Regions from separate parts of the Mus musculus genome. Here region 1 is linked to region 2. The links are chromatin loops, found by intact Hi-C in ENCODE. Cell type or tissue: heart. All regions are shown on one strand. Each heading gives the region's core, and the rest is flanking DNA. Links, peaks and the distances in the headings are about the cores only.

Region 1 (9,530 bases), core at 762-8,761, 200 kb before region 2:
GTGTCCTGCTAAGGCCCTCTAGTATAATAAGCCCCATTTAACTTGAATGCTTGCCCTCCATGTTCCTGACATGCAGTTTAACCATGACTGTGAGATACCATAGCAACCCATCTAGTATTAGCTGGCCAGCCCTTAGATTTTTCTCTGCATAAATCACAGCATCTTCTCTGCAGACGTCCAGGACCCTCCTGTCATCCTGTTCACACTTTTCTCTGCTGCTGGAAAACCAGCTGCTTTGAAGGCATCGGAGGGGAAGGAAAAACAAAGAGGGAGTGATGTAGATATTCAGAAACAATCTTTTCTATTAATAATACTTCAAAGACATGAAGTTATGGGCTCAGTTTTGGTCAGGCAGATAGCGGTGACATGCAGCTGCCAAAATCCCATTACTGAAGAGGTTTTGAAGACATTCAGAATGATGTCGATGTCAGGTCACTCTCTCCAGAGCCTTTGACCTTGTTGCTGAGGCAGGGCAAGTTTTCCATTTCTTTTATTCCTAAACCTGATTGAGGTCTTCACTTGATAAGAACTTCCTTTCCCTATTAAGGTCATTTGAGCAATAGAGTGGGAGATAGGCAAGTTTAAATCACATGTCCCTGCCTGTGTGGCCATGGACAGGCCTGTGTACCCTGTGACATTCTGAGAAATTAGATGACACATCTTCTGGTTGGATTATGGTCTGGTCTTGGGGAAAACAAACTTAAACCATGTCTAGTCACCTACCAAAGAATCCAGTTAGAAGCCTTCCATAGTCCTAAAAGTATGACAGTATTTTGGGACCTTTGTAAGCAGACTTTTAAACAGTTATGTACAGAATTTGATTGTATCCCATACTGCATATATTGGTTTTTGTTGAACAATTCTTTTAGATTGTGATCATGTTTAAGCAATTGTAGAAACAGAAGTTTGTTTGTGCTTAAATGTTTTTTCTGGGATTGTCATGTTCTCTCTTTTGAGTGTCATAGGCCAGCTTCCATGTAATTTTTTTTGTTAATTTACAAGACTACAGATTTCTACCTCAACTTGGAAAACACTCAGCTAGCACACAGAGGGGGAGGCTGAGAAAGTGCTCCGCTCAGCAGTAGGTTGTATGAGTGGCCCTTGAACAAAGTGAATACAGTTTAAACCTGAACATTTGGGCAGCCAATTGTACCTAGAACTTAAGTCATTTTGTAAAGGGGAAATAATCTTATTTACAATAAAGTATATATTTGTAATAAATATTATAGGCAAATCAAGTAAAATTAGTATTTCTTTAGTTCTACCTAAGAATAGCCCACCCTACTTTGAGCCGGGTGAAAATAAATTTCTCATAAAAATTCATTCTTTGCTAAATGAATCTGCATAAAGGACAGGCTGTCCCCTTACACAATAGCAGTTCATACTGGGGTCCAGGATTCATATGCCTTGGGCAGAAATAGTATTTTTGTGTTTTATACTTAGAAGCTGGGTGGCGACAGTCTTCCACCTGTCATTTCATCTGAGATTGTTTGTGAGCACTTGCTATGGTGGGGGTAGTGGTTCTATGACAATGTCTAGAACAGGTAGGATCCCGGACCTCTGTGTGTGTCAGGGACATTTGATACACGGTTGTTGTTTGTGGCAGTTTCGCATGCTTTCATTTGATATTTATTCCAGAAAATTGAGGTGTGCATTTTACTTGATGAATTTGCTCCAGAAGAACAAGCTCCCAAACAGAGTCCACGCTGTTGAATAGTGTTACTCTGCTGTTCAGGAAAGCACAGCTCTGGCTCACCAAGCTTCAGAACAAATAAAGCACTTAAATGCCTAACTTGCTGAAGTGCAGGGCTGGCATTTTGGCATTGGCACTATATTCTGATGTTATTTAAAACTGTTTGAAAGTATATGTAAGGCAGAAAATACTATAATGGTCAGAAACACTACATTGTCTGTGAACCATGATGCTAGGCCTGTTCTGAGTTAATGATTTCAGTTTTAATTACTCATTGTAAGTGGAGCAGAAACAAAGATAGCCTTTTAACTGTTGTGTATATTATCATAGCTATGCACTTTAAAAAAGTTAGTCTGGTTCGAATTCAGTGACTTTCAAGGCTGATGAATGACAGATCAGAGAAGCTAACTCTTCCTTGTCTTATTGTTTTCTTTTCTTTTTTCTTTTTTTGTTTTGTTTTGTTTTTAGTTTTTTGTTTTTTTCGAGACAGGGTTTCTCTGTGTAGCTCTGGCTGTCCTGGAACTCACTCTGTAGACCAGGCTGGCCTCGAACTCAGAAATCCACCTGCATCTGCCTCCCAAGTGCTGGGATTAAAGGCGTGTGCCACCATGCCCAGCTTGTTTACTTTCAAAACAGCTGATTTAAAAAAAAAAAAAGATTAGGACTTAGCAAGATTATATTTAAAATGTATATACTTATCACATATATAGGCAGAGAAAATGAATAACAGAAATAGCAAATGAACTTAACTCATACTTAATATCAAGATTTTTATTGAAGAAACTCAAATACTAAATGTGCGTATCATTTCATTGTTCCTTCTTTTGTTCTCTGTGACATAGAGGAAGGACAGAGGGGAGGGATCCCATTCTCTCCTCCTGTATTTTTATAGAGCTTTGCTTGTGGCTATGCTTGTGGTTTTTAAGTGCTTTTAAATTTTTAATTTTAGTTCTGTGGGTGTGCCTATGTGTGTAGTGTTTGTGGAAATCAGAAGAGGAAGTTGAATTCCCTAGAACTGTGTTTCAGACAGTTGTGGACTGCTGATGTTAGTGCTAGGAACTGAACCTAAGGTTCAGGACCAGAAACTTCCTGTAATTGCTGGACCATTTTCCCAACCTCAATAAGTCCTTAAGCTATGATGACAAGACTGGCTGAATGTTTTAATATAGAAGTGACTAAGCCACTGGGTTTCTTGCTGGCATCTTTTTAAGGGTAATTTCACTCCTTATAGAACCTGGCTGAATTTGCTTACCTTAAAAAAAAAAAAAAAAACAAGATTTGTTTCAAGTAATATGCATATGCCAATTCCCAGTGGCCCTTTGTATCTGGTAGGAAAGTGATCTCTGAACATTGGGAATGAAGGTTTTTGCAGTTGCTTTCATTAGGATATTGTAGGCAGAGGATGGTCAACCCTTCAGTTGTCCTCCGTAGCAGACAGTGTAGGGAGGAGCAGCCCTCTGTTGGTTTCTACATCACAGACTGTTGTATGAAATTCTAATTTTTTGACAGGAAGCAGTATGTTCCTCACCTTCCTGTCTTCTCAGGCTTTCTTTCAAGAGCACATGGAAGTTTTCTCCTTAGCTATTTGTCATTCCTATCCCCCATTCTGTAGTCTTATAGACATGGCTTCCATTATTGCATTACCTGCCATATTTCAATATCATACATGTACTGTCTGTGTTTTTGTGCTTACACTAGATGCTTACATAGATTACATTAGCATACATCCACGATGAATGTTCAGTCCTTCAGGACAGATAAGACCTCCCATTTCAAATATATGTGCTGGGAGAAATGGCCAGACAAGATGCTGAGCTAGGCTGTAATTATACCTTAATAAGGGCCAGTCCACATCCTCATTTATTTAAGATCCTCGAGTTTTAGGTATACCTCTGATGTGGATAGCTAATGAGGGTTGTACCTCAGAAGAAAAGTGAAGGTCATTTATTAAAATTTGTGGTTTTGCATTGAACTGATCACGGGATCACCAATGGAGGAGTTAGAGAAAGGACTGAAGGAGCTGAAGGGGTTTGCAACTCCAAAGGAAGAACAACAATATCAACCAACCAGAGCTCCTAGGGTGTAAACCATCAACCAAGGAGTACACTTGGAGGGACCCATGGCTCCAGCCATATATGTAGCAGAGAATGGCCCTGTTGGGCATCAATGGGAGAAGAGGCCCTTGGTTCCCTGAAGGCTCCTTGCCCCAGAGTAGGGGAATGCTAGGGTGGAGAGGTGGGAGTGGGTAGGTGGGTAGGGGTACACCTTCATAGATGCAGGAGGAGGGGGGATGAGATAACATGTTTCTGGGGGAGGGAAATCTGGAAAGGGGATAACACTTGAAATGTAAATAAATAAAATATTCAATTTTTTAAAATTGGGAATTTGAATTCACCGACTGACATCTGATTCTCATCTCCATGGCGTCCTATTGTCTCTTCAGTGTAATCAATAGCAAAGTCCTATTCAGTAATTTCTCCTTTATTTTTTGTCTTGCTTTGTTTTCTGAGACAGGATTTCTCTATGTAGCCCTGGCTATCCCGAAGTTCACTTTGTAGACTAGGCTGGCCTCGAACTCAGAAATGGTTTTTTGAGACAGGGTTTCTCTGTGTAGCCCTGGCTGTCCTGGAACTCACTTTGTAGACCAGGCTGGCCTTGGACTCAGAAATCCGCCTGCCTCTGCCTCCCGAGTTGCTGGGATTAAAGGTGTGCGCCACCATGCCCGGCCTGAAATTCACTTCTTTCTTAATGGTTATGACATGTAGCAGCCCATGCTGAAACTCTAGAGCTTATTTGATTCATGGATCTAGGAATAACTCATTGGGAAACTGGAGGGCAGCTGGTACCTGGTGATGGGTCAGGTTTGTGAAGAGGTTCAGTCACTTGTGAGAGCAGGGAAGGGGTTCAGTAGGAGACTCCGGAGCCAGAACAAAGGAGTAGGCACCTAGGCAGGTGCTACGGGCTCTGGGGCCACAGTGTAGCTTATCCAGCTTGGTCAGTAGATGGCACCAAATAGCTAGAACTTCCTTGGTGAAGGGTTTGCCCTGTTTGGGTTTCTCCTTGAGTTGGATTAAATCAACTTTTCTATACTTTGAATGATTATACTCCAAGGAGTTAATAGTATTGTAAAGGTTTTCTTTACTAGAGATAAAATATTCCAAGACAGATTTTATAAAAGGCTGCGATGTTGCAGTAGTCGTGAAAATTGACCATCTCCAAGGTTACTAGTGTGACTATATGGCTGGTCCTTCCCACGTCTTGCGCCCATCCCTGTGTTAGAGTTGCTTAACTATAAGGTCATTCAGTCAATAGGTTTTAGCTGTTCATTTGTGGTTTTGTAAAAACCTGTAAATATGTTGTTAGCATAACTGTTAAATGAGTATACCAACACACTTGTATTGTTAGGCTTGATTGCATCTGTCTGGGGGGAATTTCACTTCCAGGAAGGAATGTGATGTTTATGCTGTAGTGAATGAATGCAAGAGCAGATGCTGTGGATCATTTGTCAGTGGATGTGGTGCTATTTCCTCAAGAGCACATAGGATATGTTGATGGCTTGTGAGAGAACTATAATGGTAAAAGAGGAGGCAGGGGACGTTTTGGGCCACTGATGGTGCCAGTCAAGACACAGGTGGTTCATTTCAGCATGGAGACCCTATTGTAGTCCTGTATTGCTGGGTGGTGATCTTATTCTATTAGCATACAGATGCTAGTAATGAGCTATGCAGACTGACCCCTGTGCACATTCTTGGTGCACATTGAGTGACAGTTGGGCCAAGTGAGCATCCATGTACAAAGCTCTTACTATTAGTTTTTTAATCTTAATGTGAGAAGAGAGAAGGAGAGGAAATAACCAGCACCATTTGCCTTGTGATCTTTCTACCAATGAGACAGAAGCTATCTCCATCATATTCCCTTCTTAGATTTGCAGTTAACTTACTTGGATAGCTTTGTGTAACTGATTGAGCCTGAGTCCCTGTAGTGAAATTGAACACATACAGGAACTTAACCATAGCAATAGAATTAACCACAGAACCTTAGAAATGCCATAGGACTAGCCATATTGTACCAAGATGCATTCAAGAGCCCAAAAAGACCAACCAGGAGCAGACTGCCTGGGCTTACTCACCACTGACCCACAGGACGGTTTGCTGAAGCTGCCCTGAACTTTCATCTGGGCAAGGTTTTATAGGAAATGGCTAGCAAGGGGTGGAGGTTTCTATTCTGGCAAGCATCTGATTGGGGGGCTGTTGCTGTCCGTTAACATAATTGGCTAGTGCTAGGTGTCAAACCATAAACAACATTCTTTTCTCCTGATTTATGGTTGTTAGAAGTGACGTATCAAGGGCAGGCTTGTAACCTGGAGTGCGGATTTGTTGGAGAATAACCAACTGGTGCTACACATAAGTTTTGTTGGGGAGTAACTTGGAAACTGGTGCTAGACACCAGCCTGTTAGTTAACCAGAGTTCAGCCTTAGGTCTGGTTCTCCAAGATTGAGTCTGAATCCAAGCCTTTCATCCAGGCCTTTCTCCAAGTCCTGTCAGCATGCCTGACACATACCCACGCACACTACTACCACATTCACGTCTACTACTGCCAGTGCCAAACCACTTCCATCGTTGGAGTAGCCTCCTAGAATCTGTTTCCACATGGCACCAAGAACTATCCTTTAGAATCACATCCACCAGTGGCCGATGCTGACTCAAAGGTCATCATCAGCCAAGTCTGATGAGCTATGCAGGGGAGCCCTGTCTAGCTCCCCTAGCCTTGTCTCTCCTTACCTTTCCCTCTGCACACCTGACTCCAACTATACTGAGCATACCTTGGTGTACCTTTGTCTGGTGTGCCATTCTTCTTGATCTGGCCATGATCTGTACCTTTTAGACACCGAGACCTACACTAAGCAGAGTATTTATTTCTGACCAGTCTAAAATAGCCAGTTTCAAATTCATCTGTTTGTATTTTATTTTCCTTAAACTCTCTGGCTTTTGTGTGTGTGTGTTTTTGGTCTCCCTTCTATGAGGATGTAACACTTGTGTCATTTATTGTTCTCCCCAGGAATCTAGAGCACTGCTGATCATGTAGTAATTCCTCAATATGGTTGGGTTCTGCATGTGAGTAATAGCTGTATTGAATGGAGAAACTGTATTTAAAACTAAACATATTTCTCTTGATCCTCCAAGAATACATTGATAAAGTGAAGACTTTAGTGAGCCAGAGCTTATTTCATAGTTATTCCTTAAAAAAAAAAAAACCCACCATTATCCTCAAGGGCTTTAAAGGAGTGGGCATTACTATTGGTATTGGTCCTAGAATTTATAGTAACAATGGTATAAATAATTATAATACCTATTGAGTATTTACTATGCATGGATACTATCTTTGTTGCCATATGCTTCCATCTTAACCTTAGGCATCAATTCTAATATGTAAATGAGACATAGAGACAGAATGATTTGTTAGTTTTTCTTATATAGTAGCTTATGAAGGAAAAACTAAACGGTAATAGACAATAAAACTAAGGGAATTCACTTAAAAAGATCCATGTAGATGCTGATACAGCCCTGATAAAACATTAAACCTTCACCTTAAACTTTTTTGGTTCATTTTGCTCTGTTTTGGTTTTTTTCAAGACATGGTTTCTCTGTGTAGCCATAGCTGTCTTGTACTCCAGGCTGGCCTCAGACACATAGAGATCAGCCTGCCTCTGCCTCCTGAGTACTGGGATTAAAGGTGTGCACCATCACTGCCCAGACACTTTAAACTCCTTTAGGAAAGAACATTAATTTGGCACCCAGTGTTTCCTTCAGTCTTCTCCCTCCTCCGGGTTTGGGGAAAGCATTAAAGTAGCATGACCGAGGTCACACATGTGCTATGAAGCAGAGCCAAAGTTCAGAACTGGCCTTGGCTCTAGAAGGCACATCTGGACAAGCAGTGACTGTCCTAGTTTTTCCTTATTATCACCCCAGCAGGTGTATAGAGGATGTACACTTTGTATACACACCTGTGCTTTTCCTTTTTTACTCACAGAACTCTGAAAAGTAACTGATGTGGACAAGCAGCTGAGACAGTCAAGATGACGACCACGGTAGCCACAGACTATGACAACATTGAGATCCAGCAGCAGTACAGTGATGTGAACAACCGCTGGGATGTGGATGACTGGGACAATGAGAACAGCTCTGCAAGGCTCTTTGAGCGCTCCCGCATCAAGGCCCTGGCAGGTAAGTGTCCTGATGTTGTATGTCCCACCTGTCACCAGATGTTCTGTAGTCCCTTGAACATCAACCATTTCTCTTTTAAGCTGTCTTGCTTGAAGTTGACCTCTCCCTGCTTTAACATATCCTATGAGAGCTTGCTTACCCTTTTATAAGACATTTACTTTTGGAGAGCTGCCGAACTTAATGACCAACATAGTTTAGAACACAGTAAATAATGTTTACAGCAATTTAGAAAGAGCTGCTAAGAGTTTGTAAGGATTTTTTAATTCTAACACATCTTTAATTTCAAGTGTTTTAACATACTATATTTATATAAAATATCCAACTTGGCTGTATACGTAATGCCAGTGGCAGATTAGCTGATCTTTTCGGTGAGAGGTTGGTAAGTACCTTGTTACAAGGGCTTTAGATCTGAAAAGTAGCAGTGTCCTGTGGGAAGGCCATATTTAATGCTGTTAATGAGTAGGTTTGCCACTGATCATTCCCATTCAGTTTCATTTTCTAGAGAAAAACCATGCCAGGTAGATGTTAAGTAGTTATTCCAATTATATTCTAGTTTACGATACAAAGTCTATTATAATAGGTGCCTTGATTATTAAATTGTAAGTTTGTCAGTACTTTTGACATGATTCACATGAACTAGAAACCCACAAGAAAGTATTCAGGAAACAAGGGAGCTAAACATTTATTCTGTGTCTGCTGATTGGATTCTTTGAAAAGAATCCTGAATTCATGATTATTTTTAGTCAAGTCATTTCTGTTTGCCAAGAATAGAGATGCATGTACTCTGAATTAAAGAGATGTGTTTGCTAGTAGAAAACACAGTTGTTCAACATGGACAGAGCCCTCATTTCATCCTTGCCATACAAAAACAAGTAACAGCAGCAGCATGTGATAGAATTAAAGGAGAATAAAGGGATTATCGTAAAATATCAGACAGGGGCCAGGTGTGGTGGCCATGCTTTTAATCCTAGCACTCAGGAAACAGAGGCAGGCAGATGTTTGTGAGTTTGAGGCCAGCCTGGTTTACCTAGCAAGTTTTAGGCCAGCTAAGATTGATGTGGTAAGACACTGTCTCAAATAAGAGAAAGAGAGATGGATGGAGGGAGACAGGGAAAGTGGAGGTTGGTCTCATGCAAAGCAGGCTCAACAAAGCCATGTGCTAACTGCTATAGGACAGTATCTCAGTTATTCTTCATTTGTTGGAGCCCTCCACTTAGTAACTGCGCCTTCATAATTTGTCTTACACCAGACTTGGGTGCAATGTAGATTCAATGAAACCTCAGTGCAAAATTATATTTATAATTTAATTGACTTAATAACCCAGTTTCCTTTTAGTACAAATTTCTGTAAGATTGGGTGTGGTATTGAAATTCTGTTTGGCCCAGATATTTATATAGCAGGCCATGGCTAGCTGGAGACTTACAAATGATTGCCTTTAAAAGAGGCAGCTTAAGACTGGTGCAATATTGCCCACCAGCCCTCCCAACCCAAGTTTGATCCCTGGGACCCACATAGTGTCAAGAGAGAATTGAGTCACAACAGTTTTTCTTTGACCTCCACACCATGCCGTGTCATGTGTGCAAATCTTTCCTTCAAATTAAAAATAAATAAA
Region 2 (9,530 bases), core at 456-8,455:
AAATCTATTTAGAAAAATCGGGTAATGTAAGCTAATAATCACTCAAACTCATAGTCATGTTAGATACTAGTCTAGTTTATTACAGAAATATATTTCCTAGGTTGAACAGATAGTTAATATCTAGTAACAATCAATGTTTGTCAATTCAGATATACTAGGTAGATAGATGGTGTAGTGGCTATTCCTGGTTGTCAACTTGACTATATTTGGAATGAATTACAATCCAGAATTGGAAGGCTCACCAGTGACCCTTATCTGGAGGCTTCGAGATAGAAGTTTCTGATCTGGATCTTGGTATGGAGATCTTGAGGCATAGTGGCTATGGATTCCAGAAGATTAAATCTCCGAGTTCAAGGTCATCTGGGATTAAAGGTGTGGTGGAATGCACCTTTAATCTGGGCTACACCTTCTGCTGAAGACAATATAAGGACATTGGAAGAAGGGAATCTCGCTCTTGCTCCTTCGCCCACTTGCTGTGTGAGACTGAGTAACTGCTAGATCCTTAGACTTCCATTCACAGCTACTACTGAACCATTGTTGGGAATCAGGCTGCAGACTGTAAGTCATCAATAAATTCCTTTACTATATAGAGACTATCCATAAGTTCTGTGACTCTAGAGAACCCTGACTAATACAGATGGTCTTCAAAAAACCTGAGATCTACAGAATATGACATTTAAAGATATTATTAATTTAAGTCTTTTGAAAAAATTATTTGTCTATTGATGTACAGTGTTCTGCCTGTATGTATGCCTGCAGGCTAGAAGAGGGCATCATATTTCATTATAGATGGTTATCAACCAACATGTGGTTGCTGGGAATTGAACTCAGGTCTTCTGGAAGAGCACACAGTGCTCTTAACCTCTGAGCCATCTCTCCAGTTCCAGTTGAAGTCTTTTTTAACAATAAGACATGTCAGCTCTTGGCAGTACCCATATTTCTACTTCTAAGAAGATGATGAGTATTGAAGAATTTCCTTATTGAATTTGCTTCAAAATACAACAGCAAAATAGAACAAAACAAAACAACAATGAAGCTTCCCTTGCTTCAACTGCAGACAGAATACTGTCCAAATGGACAAACCTGGTCACAGGGAAGTTGACTGCTGAGCAATGCAAGGACAAGGTAAGACTAGCCCTTTATATTTACTACTTCACAGAAAAGTCTGTCAAGATATTCTGGAGCAGAAGGCTGAAGATTAATGCTCCTACATCTCAGATAAATTTTTGAGTAACTGTTGATTAATTTTTGAGTAACACCATTGGCTGTCTATCATTTCTATAATTTTGGAAGCTGTTTGCCTCAACTTCCTACATACTCAGGTAAAATTTATCCCTTCTCAAGTCTCTGATGGGGTTAAAGACTAAATAGTATTAGTCTCACAGTAAAAGCTTAAGTTGTCTAGGACATAAGATGTTTTTAGTATGGAAGCACAAATTATGATAGAAAACGAATTAGGTATAGAACTCTAAACTCACTAAGATAGAATAGATAATAGAATACTCTCTCCTATGTTGCCAAATAGAAATGACTGGACATTGTGAATTGTTTTATATTTTTCTTATTGTATATAGGTTATTATTGTAAGAAAAGGGCTTTTTATTGATCTAAAGATGGGGGGGGGGGGCTGGGGGGAGATCCTGGGGCTTGTCTTGTGTGCTGTATAATCAGATGCTGAGTTCAGTGCCCTTGACCAGACTGTAACCTGATATTGGGGCACTGTATTAATCAATGCATTGTAAAGAATGTTCCCCAATAATCCCTGATTGGTTAATAAAAGGCTAAACCCTATGACTCGGCAGGAAGGATGGGAAGGCAGGACTAAGAATCAAGGGAAGGGTTTCAGGAGAGACCACAGGGGAAAGGAGAGAGTTGCTATTAGGTAGGATGGACCAAGAGCACATGGCTAAGAAAGGTTCACCCTGAAGACAGGCTGATGGACCAGACTGTAACCTCCCCACCCTCAGCCTGAAACCTGGTTGCTCAGACTTCACTGTTAGCAAGAAGAGAGCATCGGGATGGAGCCTGCCACCCTATCGTTCTGCCACTCCCACTGCTGCTGCCTGCTGCCTAGCTGTTCCAGAGCCAAGCACGTGGTCACCTGAAACTGGACTCCAGGATGATTTGGTGGGAATGGGCCCCTTCCCCCTTCTTCATAACCCGGTGCACTGAATAGTAAAATTGAGCTTTGATCAGAACCCAATTGTCTTAGCTCCATTCTTTCTCCCATCCATCTAGTTCCTTTTCTTTCAGCTCGAGTCTGCCATCTCAGCCGTACCCGTTCCTCATGAGCCGCTGGACGGCCTGCAACACCAGGCATGCCCCAGGATGCATCAGATTGGCAAGTAATTGGCATTTATGTGTGTTTTAACAGGTGAAGAGATTAGATAGCTCAGAACCTGCCCAATGTAGTGCCTACAGTATATTATTAAATTGCAGTGTTTCTGTCTTGTTTACTTGAAAATTATGTGGACAAAAGTGGGATAGAAACCCCCAGTAGATATTTAGGAGTAAAAAGGGGAGTAGCCACCTCCAGAAAACTCATTTACTACAGTAGGATTCTACTGAACCTGTGCTTAACCTTCACCAATAGCCTTTCCTGTGCTCTCTGACCCTGCCACATATATGACCCTTTAAGTCCTAGGCTTTCTACTTTAACTGAGGCTGCTTCTACTTTAACATTCACCAATAGCCTCTTCATTCATCATAGCCTCTTCTAGCACCAAACCTCAATTGCTCTCCATGACCACTTCAGGCCTTCAAAACTACTGTTACTTGGGAGAATTTTACAAATTACTGTTTGACTGCCAGCACAAGTATAGCCTAGGCCCCTCTGGACCACAACTTCTGTATGCTGAACCTGAGGAAACATTTCCCTGTGTTTTCAGCTCCTGATGACAAGCACTGATTGCCCTAGAAAAGCAAAGTTTCTTTAATGGTTTTTAATTCAAAATATTACACTGATGGAATGGACAGAGTCTTGGAAGGAGGAACTTCATAAGCCAAACCTCTATCATCTGCACTGCTCTCAGCATTATCGTCTAAGTTCACATATCTGCTCATTAAGCTGTGAACATTCATTCAGTGGTGTTTCTAGCTCAAAGTTTCGAAGTCCCTTCATGATCCTACCATAAATACATACTCAGGTCTGTCAGAGCATATTCTGATACCAATTTTTGTCTTAGGGTCTCTATTGTAGTGACAAATGACTGTGACCAGCGGGGCCTGGTGGTACATTCCTTTAGTTTCAGTTCTTGGAAGGCAGAAGAGTGTGGGTTCCAAGCCAGCCTGGCTTTTACCACTGCTAGTTTTTCAACAGAGTATGTCTATTTTTTTCTGGGCCATTGCCACTGTCTCTTAAGAAGTACTCCAGGCTCTGCCTCAGACTATTAGATACCACATGTTTTGATCACTACTTTTTTTGAGGGGGGGGTGGTGTCAGGATCTCTCTATGTAGCCCCTGGCTGTCCTGGAATTCTCTATGTAAAGCAAGCTGGCTTTGAACTCATGGAGATCTGTCTGCTTCTGTCTACAGAGTGTTGGGATTAAAAGTATGCATCAATATACCCAGCCAATTACTATTACGTTTATTGTTATTTTTCTCTTCAAGTGAATTAAAGATTCTTCATTATTTTAAGTAGTACAAACATCTCTGTTCAGTTCCATTTAAAATTTACTCTTTAAATAAATCTGTCTGTATTTTTGTACACCCTTTTATTTAATAAAAAAAGGCAGAGTGCTCTTTTATCTTTTTCAATTTATCTCAATTGTGCCTATATTTCATATTTCTTCCATGAAGCTTTTCCTTATTATTTCTGGAAGATGTTTTTGTCTTCTTATATATAATTTATTTCTCTACGAAATTCACCATCTCGATTTTTGCTCTCAACTTTGTTTCTGCTATGGTTTGACCATATTCCACAAAGTCCATATATTTAAAATTCAATTTTCTGATTTACATGTTAATGGTATTTGGAGATAAGGCTTCTGTGAGTTAGTCAGCATTAGATAAATCAATAAGTCAATGAGGTTGGGTCGACCATGACACTAATGGCTTTAAAAAGACACAGGAGTTAGCATTCTCGTTCTATCATGCTATGTGATGCCCTCTACCAGCATAGGATGTAGTTAAGCCCATCATCAGATGATGAGCGCAATGTTCTTGGTTTTCCTTGCCTCTAGAATCATCAACCAAACAACCAACCAACCAAACAAACAAACAAACAAAATTCTGCATAAATGATTAAAGGAATAGAAAGCAGACCAAGACATTTCAAGCCCCTCTAAGCCATGTTTTAATGTTTAGTAGTGTCCTTACTGTCTTAAAGAGAGAGCGAGAGAGAGACCTCCTCGAATTTGTTGACTCTGTTTTCTCAGAAAATATGAAGTGTATTCAATTTCTCTTCAACATTGTAGGCAACAGCTCACTACACTTAGGTGCTTATCTATAGCATTGCCTTTCCTACCAGGACAGCATCCTATTAAAACTCCACGTAGATAAAGAAACATCTTGAACACAGAAGAGTCAAAAGTATCAACCTTTCGTAGCTTCTTAGTCAAGTGGATTATAAAATCTGTTCTCAAAAGTTGGCTGCGGCCATAATCTGAAAATCAGAACGAATAAATTAGTTTATTCCAGGTAGTTTTAGAATAGCCACTGGCTTCTGTTTTTTACGGCCAAATTTATTGCATGGGCACAAGGCAGGTCACAGGAAGGCGCTTATTTCCCTACACATGACAGAGTGACCACACGCCACTGTATTTTTCTTAAACTTTGTAACACTGCACTTGGATAAATCAGAATCCTTTGGAATAATAGGGGAAACTGAAGTAGGAAACAGCGTTAGTCAAGTGCTGCAACAAGGAAAGAGATGGGCTACAGCAATCCTCTGGGACTGGCGCAAGTGAAAGTCCTGAGGAAAGCCCCTGAATTTTTTTCCACGTCATCTTTTCTGCTTTCAGCACAGACGCGCATGCCGCTGGCCTGGGTCACCATGGAACACCAACGCCATTCTGGGTGAGTTGCTGGGTCCGATAGGAGAAACGCAGACTTCCCTGGCACCGGTACTAAGGCCCTGCGGATGCATGGAATCCTGGGACTTGTAGTACACTAGAGGCGCTCGCCTCAGCAGCTGGTTTACAGAGGACTACGATTTCCAAGATGCATAGGGAACAGGCGGGCAAAGGGAGGTGAGGTTTCGGCCCTAGGAGGCGTCTGCGTTTCCGAACCGGCGCAATTTCGCCGCGTAACTCTTCCCTGCGCTGGCCCCGCCCCTGGAGCCAGGGAAGGAGGAAGAGCTGGTCCCCAGATCCCCGGTGACGAAACCTAACCCGGGAGCGCGGGGAGGGAGGGAGGGCAGGCAGAGGATTTCGCTGGCTGGTGCGAGATCCTGGACGCAAGGCCGGCAGCAGAGGTTAGAGGCGGAGAAAGCAGGGATGCTACGTGCGAGGCTGGTCCGGGTGGGAGTGCAGGAACTCGCTAGGACCGTAGAGCCTGAGCCAGGTGTACCTGGGGCTACCAACCCTCAGATCTGCAAAAGTGGGCGCCAGGTTGAGCATGGGGTGTCGCTGACACCCGGGCTCCACGGGAGACCCCGCCCCCCCTCCTGCCAACCTAAAGGCAAGATCCTAGAGCCCTTGGGTCTCATAGCTAGCTCAAATCTCCGTGGGGAGAGGAGCATGATTTTTTTTGACACTTTATTATTGTTGCTGTTATTTTATTATTTTTATTATTATTTTTCGATCGGGAGCATTTGTAGGTAGCCGGATTTCCTCCGATTCAGAGAAAAAAAAATTATGACACTTGCAATTGGAGTCTTTAATTAGGGGAGAGCTGTTAAGTATTTATTTGTTTTTATGATTTTCTCTGTGAAGAGAAGGCGCATAGAGGGTTTGGATTTTAAACACATATATGACAGCTAATTGGAACATCTAAAAGAATGACCATTGCATATTCACCCTGGCTTTATAGAGGAAACAGCAAGTGTTACTGCAAATTGGAGCAGCAACTACCGGCCAGAAGTGTTTAGGGAGTATTTCCTATAATTAAGGTGGATATGGAAGGAGAAATGTGGACAATCAAAAAAAAAAAAAACCAAAAATAAACAAACAAAAATCCCACAACTTGGTTTTAGTTTGGTAATTATTTTCTTGTGCTGGGTGACATGCAAAAATTCTTTCTCTTCCTCGTTCTCGCATCCTAGATATAGACTGTCAGTTTCGGATCCAAGGACGGTGATGGCAAAGCAGTAAACCGGAGTAACCGTCTGCCTGTCAGATCAGACCTGTCACAGAATAAATCCCACCGCCTGCTGCGAAGCCCCCCGCGCTCCTCAAACTTGGAGAACTGGTAATCCGTGTCTGGATATGCAGATCTCTGATTTTAAAGGCCGGGTGACCCCGGGGAGAACCTCTCCCGCCGCCCAAAGCCCGCAGGTGCAGTGAGGCGTGTGTGCGGGTACTGGTACCCTCGAGGCCCGCTTGACCCCGGGAGAAGGAGTCGGGGAGCCCAGCGGGGTCTTGCTGCTGTGCACCGGCGTCGGCGGCTCCTCTCCCGCAGCAGCAGATGATGGTGGCGGCCAGCGTGCTGGGCTGTGTCTGTGCGTCGCCGCGGAAATTGGCGCCCGGTGCTGTACCCTGAGCCCTTGCAGGTCCGTCGCAGCTCGAGCCTTGAAGAGGACAGAGTCGGCGCTCGGGGCACCCGGGGGTCGCGCGGTGTCGGCTTATCATGGCGGATCGGACAGCTCCCAGATGCCAGCTCCGGCTGGAGTGGGTGTACGGGTACCGGGGTCACCAGTGCCGCAACAACCTGTACTACACCGCCGGCAAGGAGGTGGTCTACTTTGTAGCTGGGGTAGGGGTGGTGTACAACACCCGAGAGCACAGCCAAAAATTCTTCCTGGGACACAACGACGACATTATCAGGTAAGGACCTCTGGGGTGGTGGGAAGGGATTGGATATGGAAGGGTGGGAATAACCGGGGTCATGTCCAAGAACCTTAGGGAATAAAGGATTTTCCTGGGAGCCGCTTAGAGAAGGGCTGCAGATGCTAGGGCCAGAGCGGGAATAGGGAGCGAGGTGTAGGTGGGAGGGAGAGGTCTGTCCTTTCAAAGGCTTTTAAATCTCTTCTGAGTTAAGTGTTGTGCTGCATTTTTTGTTCTTTCCTGCTACAAGTGGAAGGACTGGGTAACTACCAAACACTCCCCACTCTTCTCTAGCAAGGTAAATAGTAGGAGCAATAGATGAACTGTGGGTGGCATTTTTGGAGGGCTCCTCAGTAGGTTCTTCAACAAGCAAGTGGATTTGAAAGAAAGAAAGAAAGAAAGAAAGAAAGAAAGAGAGAGAGAGAGAGAGAGAGAGAGAGAAAAGAAATTTTGATACAGGCAGTTTTGAATCTTCATCCCATATGCGTTGGACCTAAGGCATTTTTTTGTAGTGGGTGGGAAGTATTTTTTGATATTTCAGCAGTGTTTTAGCCCCGAAAGCATATTTACATACTACAAGGATGATTTCCACAACATTTTAAGGGTTTTAAAAGGCTGGTAGCAGCAGCTGGACCACAAAATCTTACCATCTAGCTCATAGAATGAGCAGTATGTTATAGTGGATGGTCTAGGAGAACTCCATTGCACACAATAGTCATTTTAGGGTCCTTCTTGTTTAATTAAAGGGGGGGGCATATTTGATTCTTTGTGCTATCCTCTTGTCTAGACTAGGCATGTTTCTTCCCAGCCTTTGTCAGCATCTCCCTATGGCCAATTAAGGTGTGGTCCAGATGCAGTTCATAGGGAATCCCTTTCTGCCTATGGCAATTGAGGATACTTTCCAGGGTATGGACACATTCACTCACAGAGACAATGATTGCTAAGGATAGATGCAAGGAACAGAGATCTTATTTCTTGTACCTTCCAAATGTGTGTGTTCCATTGATGCAGAGCAGCGCACACACACACACACACACACACACACACACATCCCCAGAGTATTCTTCCTGTTGCTCTAAATTTGCTTTTTACATGGGATAAGTGGTGAAGTATTGTAATGTCAATGGTCCTGCCTTCTCACTGTCCCCAGTGAGATTAGCTTCCTCAATTAGGGTGATTTTTCTTATTGTGTTGAAAATGGTTACAGAAGGTAAATTTTAATTCTTGGAAATACAGGAGTGCACACACACACACACTCACACACACTCTCGAGATCTTGACTCCCCCCACCCCTTGTTTTTTTGAGATAGGATGTTACATTTGTAGCCTAGGTTGGCCTGCAATGCGATATGGAGCCCAGGCTGGCCACAAACTCATGGAAATCCTTCTCCCTCAGAGTGCTGAGCTTATAGTTGTGAACCACCACACCCAGCTTTGGTGCTTTGACAGAAGATGAAGATTTTGAGTACCGGCAGCTCTAATGCTCTCTAGATTTGGTAAAACTGACATGTAAAAGTTTCTTTTTGTCACAGACAAAGCCCCCTTTCCTTTCTTCTCTGATTTGGGAATGGTTGTGATTGGGGCATCTTTATTCAGTTTCTTCCCACGGATCCTGCAGATTTTGCCTTGCTAATTGTGTGGCTGATTATTAAAGGCACAGGTGCAAATGGTTAACAGTGACTCATGAAAAGGTTGGATGTTTAAAAATTTAAACCCATTGTGTGTTTGTTCTGTCTGTCTTCATGCAGTGCTTTCCATTACAACATCCAAATAAGACATAATCCTTTGGGGGAAGGGGAACAGTAGCAATTAAACAGGAGATTCCCTGGGGTTATATGATAGTAACATGACAGTTCACTGAACCATTTGGAGGTGATGGGATGTGGATTCTTAGTACACAGTTTTTCTCTAAAGGGGGAAAAAAAAAAACCCTAAATGCACTGTTGAAACTGGAGGTGGGAAAAGGGTGGGTTTTCAGTAAGACATTGTTATGATAAGCAACTGGGCTAGTAGGACTGTGAAGACCTCTGGCTTGGGTGATTAAAGAACCATTGAGGTTTGGTGAAAAGGTGAATGAAGAAGTTACAGTTGCTGTCCAGGTAGACGTCACTGACTGGCAGATGAAAGGGGTAGTTTCTTTTCTGCTCCATTTCTTGGGGTGGTGTTTATCTCTTGAGGCTGAACACTGGTATAGTAGCAAGTGTGACTTCAGAGAAAAGGACTTTAAAGTCTCCAGGCTTTGCCTGGGTTTGAGTATGTGCAAAGTGAACAGAGAGTTCTAACACTGACATATATGTTTGCATTTGGAAAGAAATGAAGTCCGGTGGACTAAAAACCACAAAACACAGATCTTTTTGCAATTAGGGGCTGTAAATTGGAATGTGTATGCTGTCATTTTGTATTATCTTACACAATGTAAGCATCTCCCACTGCCCTGGAAGGCAGTGCATAAAACCACAACGCTCAATCTTTTATCTTTATGTATTCAGTTCATCTCTGTATACTTTTAACATACCACTGTTTTTCCCACTTTTAACACTGAAGTTTGCCATTGAATAGGGTTGACTGTAGAATCCAAGGTTTTAATGTAATAATATTGTGTCTTT

The links. Peaks named below come from ENCODE experiments on the same cell type or tissue, not always from the same donor. Only the 100,000 strongest peaks of a DNase experiment are listed, where the experiment ranks them.
Region 1: a loop joins it to region 2, with 2.5 times the contacts of the local background. A loop is called at or near these places in 2 of 42 quality-filtered maps.

The regions. Positions count from the first base shown.
Region 1 is chr11:30,217,967-30,227,496 of GRCm38, reverse strand. Sptbn1 (spectrin beta, non-erythrocytic 1) reads left to right here and starts at 7,725. Exons shown (of 35, transcript NM_175836.2): 1 at 7,725-7,918. The coding sequence starts at 7,771. Gm51887 (a long non-coding RNA gene) reads right to left here and starts at 5,880. Exons shown (of 3, transcript XR_003949652.1): 1 at 5,823-5,880. In heart, for the core only: a CTCF peak has its summit at 4,689 (motif pointing right); no DNase peak of the experiment used is centred there.
Region 2 is chr11:30,021,774-30,031,303 of GRCm38, reverse strand. It overlaps Eml6 (echinoderm microtubule associated protein like 6), which reads left to right and starts at 5,271. Exons shown (of 42, transcript NM_146016.2): 1 at 5,271-5,414; 2 at 6,204-6,924. The coding sequence starts at 6,728. In heart, for the core only: a CTCF peak has its summit at 5,181; DNase peaks (open chromatin) are centred at 5,193, 6,383 and 6,703; H3K4me3 peaks cover 2,627 bases; H3K27ac peaks cover 1,669 bases; H3K27me3 peaks cover 1,751 bases.